Regions from separate parts of the Homo sapiens genome. Here region 2 is linked to region 1. Evidence: read pairs that join two places in POLR2A ChIA-PET (ENCODE). Cell type or tissue: OCI-LY7. All regions are shown on one strand.

What was found. ChIA-PET counts read pairs that join two places held together with the same protein. Peaks named below come from ENCODE experiments on the same cell type or tissue, not always from the same donor. Only the 100,000 strongest peaks of a DNase experiment are listed, where the experiment ranks them.
Region 2: POLR2A ChIA-PET joins it to region 1 with 13 read pairs; 7 of 35 experiments call an interaction of 5 or more read pairs at or near these places.

The regions. Positions count from the first base shown.
Region 1 is chr2:171,334,394-171,339,393 of GRCh38, forward strand. It overlaps METTL8 (methyltransferase 8, tRNA N3-cytidine), which reads right to left. Exons shown (of 10, transcript NM_001321154.2): 4 at 4,791-5,000; 5 at 3,060-3,109. Among named protein-coding and RNA genes, the nearest start is that of METTL8, 97 kb to the right of the region's middle. RefSeq lists a silencer at 2,446-2,505. In OCI-LY7, a CTCF peak has its summit at 4,085; DNase peaks (open chromatin) are centred at 2,448 and 2,778; H3K4me3 peaks cover 300 bases; H3K27ac peaks cover 3,786 bases.
Region 2 is chr2:171,194,919-171,199,918 of GRCh38, forward strand. It overlaps a transcript of TLK1 not described here. Among named protein-coding and RNA genes, the nearest start is that of TLK1, 37 kb to the left of the region's middle. In OCI-LY7, no CTCF peak of the experiment used is centred here; no DNase peak of the experiment used is centred here.

The DNA of each region.
Region 1 (5,000 bases):
TGGCTCTTCTCCCAGCAAACAGGTGTAAATATCACTACTACCACCACACCACCAAGCACTCTCTTGGCAGGGGTCTATGAATTAAATGATCCTTGGAGAATGATATGACCTCTCCATTTCAGAGGTCTAATTATGGTAAAATATTCTGAAAATGTAAAACATTAATCCTACACTCTCTAAAAGTAGTAAAACATAATTTCTTAAGCAGAAAAAAAAAGTCTAATAATTCCTTTGGAAGGCTAATCACTGGTTGCCTTTAAAAGATGAATTAATTATCTGAGGTTATTGAGCTACAGTAATTTCTAAAACATAGGTATGAGGCAAAGAAAGACAGAGCTAAGAAGAAAGAGTTAGGGAGTGAGGAACCAAGAGCTTGCAATTATAAGCTGAAGGGAGAAGCAGAGGTGAAAAATACAACTAGCAAGTGGGGGAATGAGAGATATTAATCAGGCAATATGTATTGAGCTCCAACTAAGCTGTACTGTTAGGCAACCTGGGAAATCAGATTAGGATAAAATATGCCCTCTACCTTAAGGAATATAAAAAGTGGTCGGAGAGACAAGGCATAAATAAATGACATGCTAAATAATACCTTGAGATCAGTCATAAAGTAACACACAATCAACTGCCAATGTAGTGTATTTACGTGTATTATAAGCTCAGAGACCACTGGGGTAAAGGAATATGGCTATGTGACATAAGCAAGTTTGAAATTTCAGCCCAGAAACTAGAAAAAGGAAAACAAAACTAACAAAGACACAAACAGAAAGGACATTCAGAACTGTAAATTTACCAGCATCACCCAGGCCTGGCCACATTAACTGGTTATTAAATGATAGTAGGAAACTACTCACTATTCATTATGTTAGGTTTATAATAATATTAGAGAGTATACTGAGTTTTGGGAGATATATCCTGAATAATCAAGGATAAAGTATCATGATGTTGGCATTATATTGGTAATTGTTGAATTGAGGTGTTAGGCATATGGAAATTCACTGTACTCTTTGCTTTTCTGAATGTTTTTTAATTAAAAAAATTTTTTTTGAGACAGAGTCTCTTGCTCTGTCACCCAGGCTGGAGTGCAGTAGTGCGATCTCAGCTCACTGCAACCTCCACCTCCTGGGTTCAAGCAATTCTCCTGCCTCAGCCTCCCGAGTAGCTAGGATTACAATTGTGCACCACCACACTCAGCTAATTTTTGTATTTTTAGTAGAGACAGGGTTTCACCATGTTGGCCAGGCTGGTCTCAAACTCCTGACCTCAAGTGATCTGCCTGCCTCGTCCTCCCAAAGTGCTGGGATTACAGGTGTGAGCCACCGCACCAGGCCCCAGATGCTTTTACATTTTAATAATAAAAAGTTTAAAAGATCACATCATTTAAAAATATGCATAAAGACTGAAAGGAATTAAAACAAAAATTTTGTCAGTGGCTATGTTAGGATGATGAGTGATTCCCTCCCTCTCCTTTTCCTCTAATGGAAATGTTCTGCAACGTGCTAATGCTGATTTTATAATGGAAAAATAATGTGAACTTAAAAAAAATGTGTAAACTTAAAAAAGAATAGAGCTTGGCAGATTGGCCATAGATAAAAGGTGTTTGAAGAGTTTTGTGTGTTCATCATGGAAAAAGTAAAAGACACAGGTGAAATGGTGAACAGGAAGGGTGAGCCTGGAGCAAATCTCTGTCCCTGTAGTCAAACTCTGCTTTTTTTTTTTTTGAGACAAAGTTTCGCACTGTTGCCTGGGCTGGAGTGCAGTGGCGCATCTCAGCTCACTGCAACCTCCACCTCCTGGGTTCAAGCAATTCTCCTGTCTCGGCCTCCCGAGTAGCTGGGATTACAGGCGCCCGCCACCACACCCAGCTAATTTTTTGTATTTTTAGTAGAGATGGGGTTTCACTATGTTGGCCAGGCTGGTCTCGAACTCCTGATCTCGTGATTTGCCCGCCTTGGCCTCCCAAAGTGCTGGGATTACAGGCATGAGCCACCACGCCCGACTGCTTTTTTTTTTTTTTTTTTTTTTTTAGACGGAGTCTCACTCTGTCGCCCAGGCTGGAATGCAGTAGCGAGATCTCGGCTCACTGCAAGCTCGGCCTCCCGGGTTCACGCCATTCTCCTGCCTCAGCCTCCCGAGTAGCTGGGACTACAGGCGCCCGCCACCACGCCTGGCTAATTTTTTGTATTTTTAGTAGAGACGAGGTTTCACCGTGTTAGCCAGGATCGGCTTTTTTGAGTCTTAGGATTAGTTGCTGCTACCTCCAAACAATTTTAAGCCTAGACACAATGATTTGGCATGCAAACATCTTACATAGGGTGTTGCTTCAGAAGGGATGACAAAATGAGGCTTAAGTTGTAAGCTTTACATTCAATTGTCTATGTGTAAAATGACATCTAAGTATCTAGGGAGAGTAAATAATCTCTGAAGTTTAGCAGTTCACAGCTCAGTGGAAGGATGAAATCACTTCCTCTTTTTTTTTTTTTTTTTTTTTTTGAGACTGAGTTTTGCACTTGTTGCCTAGACTGGAGTGCAATGGCGCAGTCGGGTCACTGCAAACTCTGCCTCCTGGTTCAAGCAGATTCTCCTGCCTCAGCTTCCCAAGTAGCTGGGATTACAGGCATGCGCCACCATGCCTGGCTAATTTTGTATTTTTAGTAGAGGTGGTGTTTCACCATGTTGGTCAGGCTGGTCTTGAACTCCTGACCTCAAGCGATCCACCCGCCTCAGCCACCCAAAGTGCTGTGATTAAAGGCATGAGCCACCATGCCCAGTCTGCTTCCTCTTTTCTTATTCTCTCATCCATATACACATAAGCTTAAAAAATTACTTCAAAACAATGATGGACAACCCATGGCTACGAAACACTATTTTCAGAGTAATTCCCAGTTCACATGAAAGTAGACATTGAGATTAAGACATTTCTTTTGAAATTTGCTTGAGCCATTGTTCATATAAGAATTAGAAACACTACTGGCATACACGTGACAATATTTTCCCAGAATTTCTCAACATTCCATAAATATGTAAAATTCTGTAGAAAGAAAACTCTTAAAACTCACTCCAAAGTGTTCAAAATTGGAAACACACTATTTCCAGCTCCACAACCAACCTAAAATCAAAAGAACAAGCAAATATCAAAAAAAGCAAGGTTAAATTTTTGTCACCAATGTCAGATCTCCTATTAAAGAAAAAAACAATTAGACTTACTGGATCTCTGGGCACAGGATAATTTTCTAAACTCAAAAGCAATGAAATAAATCACAGGAATAAACACTAAGAAATCTGACTATGGAAACATTTAAATTTTTTACACACCAAAACCCAAAATAAACCAAATTTAAAAATAACCAATACGCTGTGAAGAAAACTGCAATGAATATGATAAAGGGCAAGGCTCATTAGGAAAAAAAAAAAAACAGATAAGCAGAGAAAATAAATGGACAGAACAAAAAAGAAGTACAAATGATTCTAAACATTTGAAGTATGTGACCTACTTAGTCATCAAAGAAACGCATATTAAAACAAGGTACAATTTTTGTCTAACAAAGTGGAAAACATTAAAATAATACTTCAATCAATGAGGGTGTGATGAAACAGACATACACTGTCATGGAATGGTATTAGTACAACTTCTTAGAAAGCAAGTGGGCAATATGTTTTAAAAGTATTAAAAATCTTCATAAATTATGAACTAGAAAATCTAACCTAAAACAATAAAAGAAAATGCAGGTAAAGGCTATACCCAAAATGTTTGCTTCAGAAAATCTGAAAACAATTAAAATGCCCAGTAGTGTGAAAATAGATAAGTAAAATTATAGTACTCCACATAGTAAAATATTTTGTAGCCATCAAAATATTTACAGAGAATTTTTAAAGATAGTGAAAACTGCTTATGATGCCATGTTAAATAGAAACAAACAAAACTTAGAATACATGTACAGTAATAAAAGAAGAAAAAGGTCAGCCAGGCACAGTGGCTCATGCCTGTAATCCCAGCACTTTAGGAGGCTGAGGCGGGCGGATCACCTGAGGCCAGGAGTTCAAAACCAGCCTGGCCAACGTGGCGAAACCCTGTCTCTACTAAAAATACAAAAAAATTAGCTGGGTGTGGTGGCAGGCGCCTGTAATCCCAGCTACTCAGGAGACTGAGGCAGGAGAATTGCTTGAACCCGGGAGGCAGAAGCTGCAGTGAGCTGAGATGGCGCCACTATACTCTAGCCCGGGCAACAAGAACAAAAGTCTGTCTCAAAAAAAAAAAAAAAAGAAGAAAAAGGTCACTAAAATGTTAACAGTGGTGAAATCCTTTGTTTGTAGGATTGGTGATAAATTATCTCCTTGTTAGCAAATTTTCTATAATCAATATACATTGCCTTTAAAATAAGAAAGACAGGGTTTAGTTTTAAAAATAGAAAACCAAGGTCTACACCAGATTATAGCAAATTATATATCTCACTTATTTCTATTTCATCTAAAAAGGGGTAATAACAAAGAGAGTAAAAATTAAGGCCAAAGCTTCATTGGTACTTAAAACTGCCCTCAGATTAAAATGAAAACAGACAATTTTTTTTTTTTTAAAAACCAGCAAAACCAGATTTAAACCACAAACTTAAAACTTGACTGATTAAAGACATGAGTCCCTTAGATATTATTTATGCACAGAAGTACACTGAATGCTTATTTACATTTGATAGTTTTCCACCAAAAAAAATCTGGATTTTTAATAAAATAATACAGAATGTACATTTTCAAATTATTTGTCACCTCCCATTTTTGTCCCTTGAGCACAATACCTCTAGTATCCTGAAAGTGGCATTGCTACCAGGAAACAATCCAGTCTCCATAGGTCCTTTTTTGTGTTTTTCAGAGTCTAGGTTGGAAAAATCAGATTCTGTTTTGCTTTGACCTTCTGAAGAACCAGAACTTTTCTCATAATGATTTTTTTCATCAGGCACAGTAGGACAGTGCATTCTTGAGAAACGATTTGTAGCACTAGTTTTTAC
Region 2 (5,000 bases), 140 kb before region 1:
ACAAGGTTCTTGGCAATCACTACACGAATCACTGCTCTGCTCATTCACTGCTCCTTTTCTAACACAGCCCTTTCCTCAATCAGTTCAAAATGCAGAATGTCTGTGGCTGGCAAGTTGAAGTCAGCAGCAAAATTTCTCTGATATGCATTTTCGTATACTTGCTGTCAGTAAAGATTCAACTAGTGAAATCCTTCAAGCCCTCAACCTTAAAGATGTGAAACACTCTTCACAACTGAAAACACCCTTTTCCTGACAAGATGTCAGACACTAAGAAGAATACAGTACTTGTATAAAACATAATCCGGCCGGGCGCGGTGGCTCACGCCTGTAATCCCAGCACTTTGGAAGGCGGAGGCGGGCGGATCACGAGGTCAGGAGATTGAGACCATCCTGGCTAACACGGTGAAACCCCGTCTCTACTAAAACTACAAAAAATTAGCCGGGCATGGTGGTGGGCGCCTGTAGTCCCAGCTACTCCGGAGGCTGAGGCAGGAGAATGGCGTGAACCTGGGAGGCGGAGCTTGCAGTCAGCCCAGATGGCGCCACTGCACTCCAGCTAGGTGACAGAGCAAGACTCTGTCTCAAAAAAAAAAAAAAAAAAAAACATAATCCACCATGGATAAGCTCTATATTTGAATATATATTATTTTCTACTGGGAAATAATGAAGTATGTCCTTGTCTTTTGTTCCTGAAATTAAGTATATTGTTACTAAATCATCAACACTGTTCATTTTGTAAAATATTGTCTTCTTACATCTCATTTTGGTGGAGCATGTGGATAAACACCTAAAATGATTACATTTATAAGATTTTCTGTTGAGATCCCAATGAGCTAAAAGGCATTGTAGGCCAGAAGCAGTGGCTCACGCCTGTAATCCCAACACTTTGGGAGGTCGAGGCTGGCAGATCACCTGAGGTCAGGAGTTCGAGGCCAGCCTGGCCAACATGGCAAAACCCCGTCTTGCAATGTTCGTGTGTGCCTGTAGTCCCAGCTACTTGGGAGGCTGGGACTCACCTGGGAGGTGGGAGACTCACTTGAACCTGGAAGGTGGAGGCTGCAGTGGGCTGAGATTGCACCAGTGCACTCCAGCCTGAGTAACAGAGTGAGACTCTGTATCAAAAAAAAAAAAAAAGAAAGAAAGAAAAAGGAAGGAAGGAAGGAGGAAAGGAAGGAAGGAAGGAAGGGAGGGACATTGTAGCTGGTTTTTTTTTTTTGAGATGGAGTCTCACTCTGCCTACCAGGCTGGAGTGCAGTGGTATGATCTTGGCTCACTGCAACCTCTACCTCCCGGGTTCAAGTGATTCTACTGCCTCAGCCTCCTGAGTAGCTTTGAATATAGGTGCCCACCACCATGCCCAGCACAGTTTTGTATTTTTAATAGAGATGGAGTTTCACCATGTTGGCCAGGCTGGTCTCAAACTCCTGACCTCAGGTGATCTGCCCGCCTCAGCCTCCCAAAGTGTTGGGATTACAGGCGTGAGCCACCACACCAGGACTTGTAGCCAGAAATGGTGAGACCTTTTCATTTTATTTAAGTGTAATGTGGATAATTGTCTCCTGGTAATTAGAAAACATCAAACTCATGGGGATTTTTTAAAAATGTTCTCAAAAAATTGACATGGTTACTTGGTTTGCCATATATCTATATGTTTTTTCTATGTCCGCTCTCGCAACCCCTTCCCAGCTACATGGACAGAGGTTACAGAGAAGTCAGTGCAGAAGAATGGTGAGCTTGGGCATCCCTTCAATGGGCTCTAAAAACTAAGCAGTTTGCAAGGGAAATACAAAAAAATGGTATGGTATCTGAAGGCAGCAGTCTGGAGGCCATTGTCAGCCTGGTTCTATGAGAGACTTCACAGTGAGTTTGCAAAGAAAGTTGAAGACAGATTGGGAGGACTATTCCATCAAACTTAAGCATTAGTTACAAAAGTAACTATGCCTATATGAATATAGCTCTAAAAACTTAGTAAGGTTATTTTATGTTTTGCTTTGCTTAAACTTACTTTCATAGTCTTTTTCAAAGTAATGAGCATATAGCTAGAAGCTACATTTCACGTAAGTCATAATTTGGGCCTTTAGTTGGACTAGAAAAACGAAATGTTTCTTTCCTCCTGGAAGCAGGAGAACCCTAAGTGTGGGGAAAGTACAAAGAAAAAAAATACTCAGTAGCAAACTTTGAAATCTAAACTTTTGTAAAGTAATAATATTATTGCAACAGTGTTATGTTTTGTGTTATGGTCTAATGGTGGTGAAAAAAATAAGGAAAATATATGATAAACTTCTAGGTTTTTAGAAAAGCGCTCATACATTAAATTTTCTTATACTTGACAGATAATCTCTGAATATGAAAAGATTTCTTATTTAAAAATGAGAGAGAAAAAAGCATTTGAGGAAAAGGAAACTGGTTAAATAATATTTTCTTTTATATAGCTTTTTACAAAAAAACCCGAAAATACCCCCCAAAAGATAACAGTACAGAACTATAGGCACAAATATAAAACATTCAATAGTATTCAATGTGATGTTTTCAAAGTGTTATCAAGGGACTACCTGCATCAGAATCACTTGGAGCATCAGGTCAGGCACAGTGGCTCACGCCTGCAATCCCAGCACTATGAGAGGCGGAGGTGGGCAGATCACTTGAGGTCAGGAGTTCGAGACCAGCCTGGCCAACATGGTGAAACCCTGTATCTACTAAAAGTACAAAAATTAGCTGGGCGTGGTGGTGCACGTTTGTAATCTCAGCTATTCAGGAGGCCGAGGCAAGAGAATGGCTTGAACCCGGGAGGCAGAAGTTGTAGGGAGCCAAGATCATACCACTGCACTCCAGCTGGGGTGACAGAGTGAGACTCTGTCTCAAAAACAAAACCAAACAAACAAAAAACAATAAAGAATCACTTGGAGGACTTGCTAAAATGCAGATGCTTGGGCTCTACTCCAAACTTCTAAAATTAAAATGTGGGGTAACTAGGGGTTCCAGAATCTGCATTTTTGGCTAGTACCCTTATATGATTCTTATAAGAACACTAAATTATGAAACAACTGCACCAGACAAAGTTTCCTGTGGATAGACATGATGTGTCCATTTTTGTATCCTCAGTACCTACCCTGGTTTCTGGCCTAGAGTAGATGGTCAATAAATGTTTACATGAACAACTTGCATAGGGGAGATGGTCTTTCTCCTCTTAATCATAGTTTAAATCCAAGCATTTACTAAGGAAAGTATCATCTACGTTCTATAGTTACCAGAGGTAAGCAAGAACAGAGAAAAAAAATGATAACGGTAAAGAAACATGGGCTGGCCAGCTGGAAATACATTATAAATGTATTTGACATGCATATTTAATGTGTGATATAAATGTGTAAGCGCATTTAATATTCTATAAATGTGTCAGCGCAATTAATTATAGCATGAAGCTTTTCTGCTCAGAGGCATCATTTAAGAAACAGCAGTGGTTCAACATGGCCACTATATCTCAATTGGAAAAATAATGTAAAATATTTGCGTCTTATGGATGAGTAGAATAATTTTCAATAGAAATATTAGCCCATTCAAAACTGCAAGGAAAAAAATCCAGGAATGAATGTGACAAAGTAGAGGATTGGAGTGGATTTGGATAGATGTATAAAAGAGCCATTAAAACTATTCAATTAGCAGGTTGTAAGAGCAGCTGGGACTAGATAGAGTTGGTGGTTGGGTTGGCAGTGATGAGAGTGGGAAGTTAGACAAGCATCCAAAGATGTGTTAGAAAAGAGGCCTGATTGACTAAAGGATGGAGATGAGGAATAATTATAAACGGCCTTTAAACTCTGCATGGTGAGGAAATTCTGACTCTGATAAATTTATCCTCCAATCTAGAAAAGCAAATGTTTGCTTGTTTTAGTTCTTTACTGATGATTATTTAAGACCTTTCCTATCTATTTACCTGTTGATCAATTTTAAAGTAAGTTTTATTTCCCATATAAGTACTTTATTTAATAGATTCAAATGAACAAAGCATGACTTTGACATCACCAGAATCACATTTTTGGTAATATATAACATGAATTATTAAAAGTAAAACTCAAGTCCTGTCCATCCAATAAGTTTCTAATGAAAGAACCATGTACCCAAAATTTGTTTTTCAAAAAAGGGAAAGGATTGTTTTCCAAAGAGCCATCTGTAACTAAGTTGTTTGCAGCTTGGAAGTAATTTATTTTAAAAGTAGTGTTATATTAGGAATGTGCATGTGTATCTGCCAGATCAGTTTTCTAGGCTAGCCCATAAAATCATGCCAAGGTCATTCTGAACTCAAAACTCCCCAAGAGCATCAGGTGCAGTGGCTCATGCCTATAATCCCAGCACTTTGCAAGGCCAAGGTGAAAGGATTGCTTGAGCCCAGGAATTACAGACCAGCCTGGGAAACATATGGAGACCCTATCTCTACAAATAATTTAAAAATTAGCTGGCTATGGTGGCATGCACCTGTAATCCCAGCACTTTTGGGGAAGCTGAGGCAAGAGGATCACCTAAGCCTGGGAGATGGAGGCTGCAGTGAGCCGTGATCACATCACCACACTCTGTCCTGGGTGACAGAGTGAGACCTGGTTAAAAAAAAAAAAAAATCAGAAACAAACCACAAAGTGCAGAGTCTGTCTGAGCCTCTGAGCCTTGAGTCCTAAAGCCCAGAATCAGTCTGAAGTTCGAGGGCTCCCTCAGCCAGTGGATCTTCCTATAAGTGTGTGTTTGGGATGGGGCACAGTCAAAGTAGTAAATCCAGTGGTCCCTTTTGCTGGGGAAAAACTTTTCAATTATGGAGGAGGGTCATATTACAAATTCGAAATAGAATCTGAAAATTTCAGAGCCTAATTTACTGAAAGGTTTCTGCAAAGTAGAAATCAAGGAATATAATGTTTGATGTTTTCATGTCTTTGTCATACGGAATACTGGTAAGCAAATAAACTCAGATTTTGTTGATATTTTCAACAGAGCAAGTGTAAGGTAAAAAAAGAAGCTTT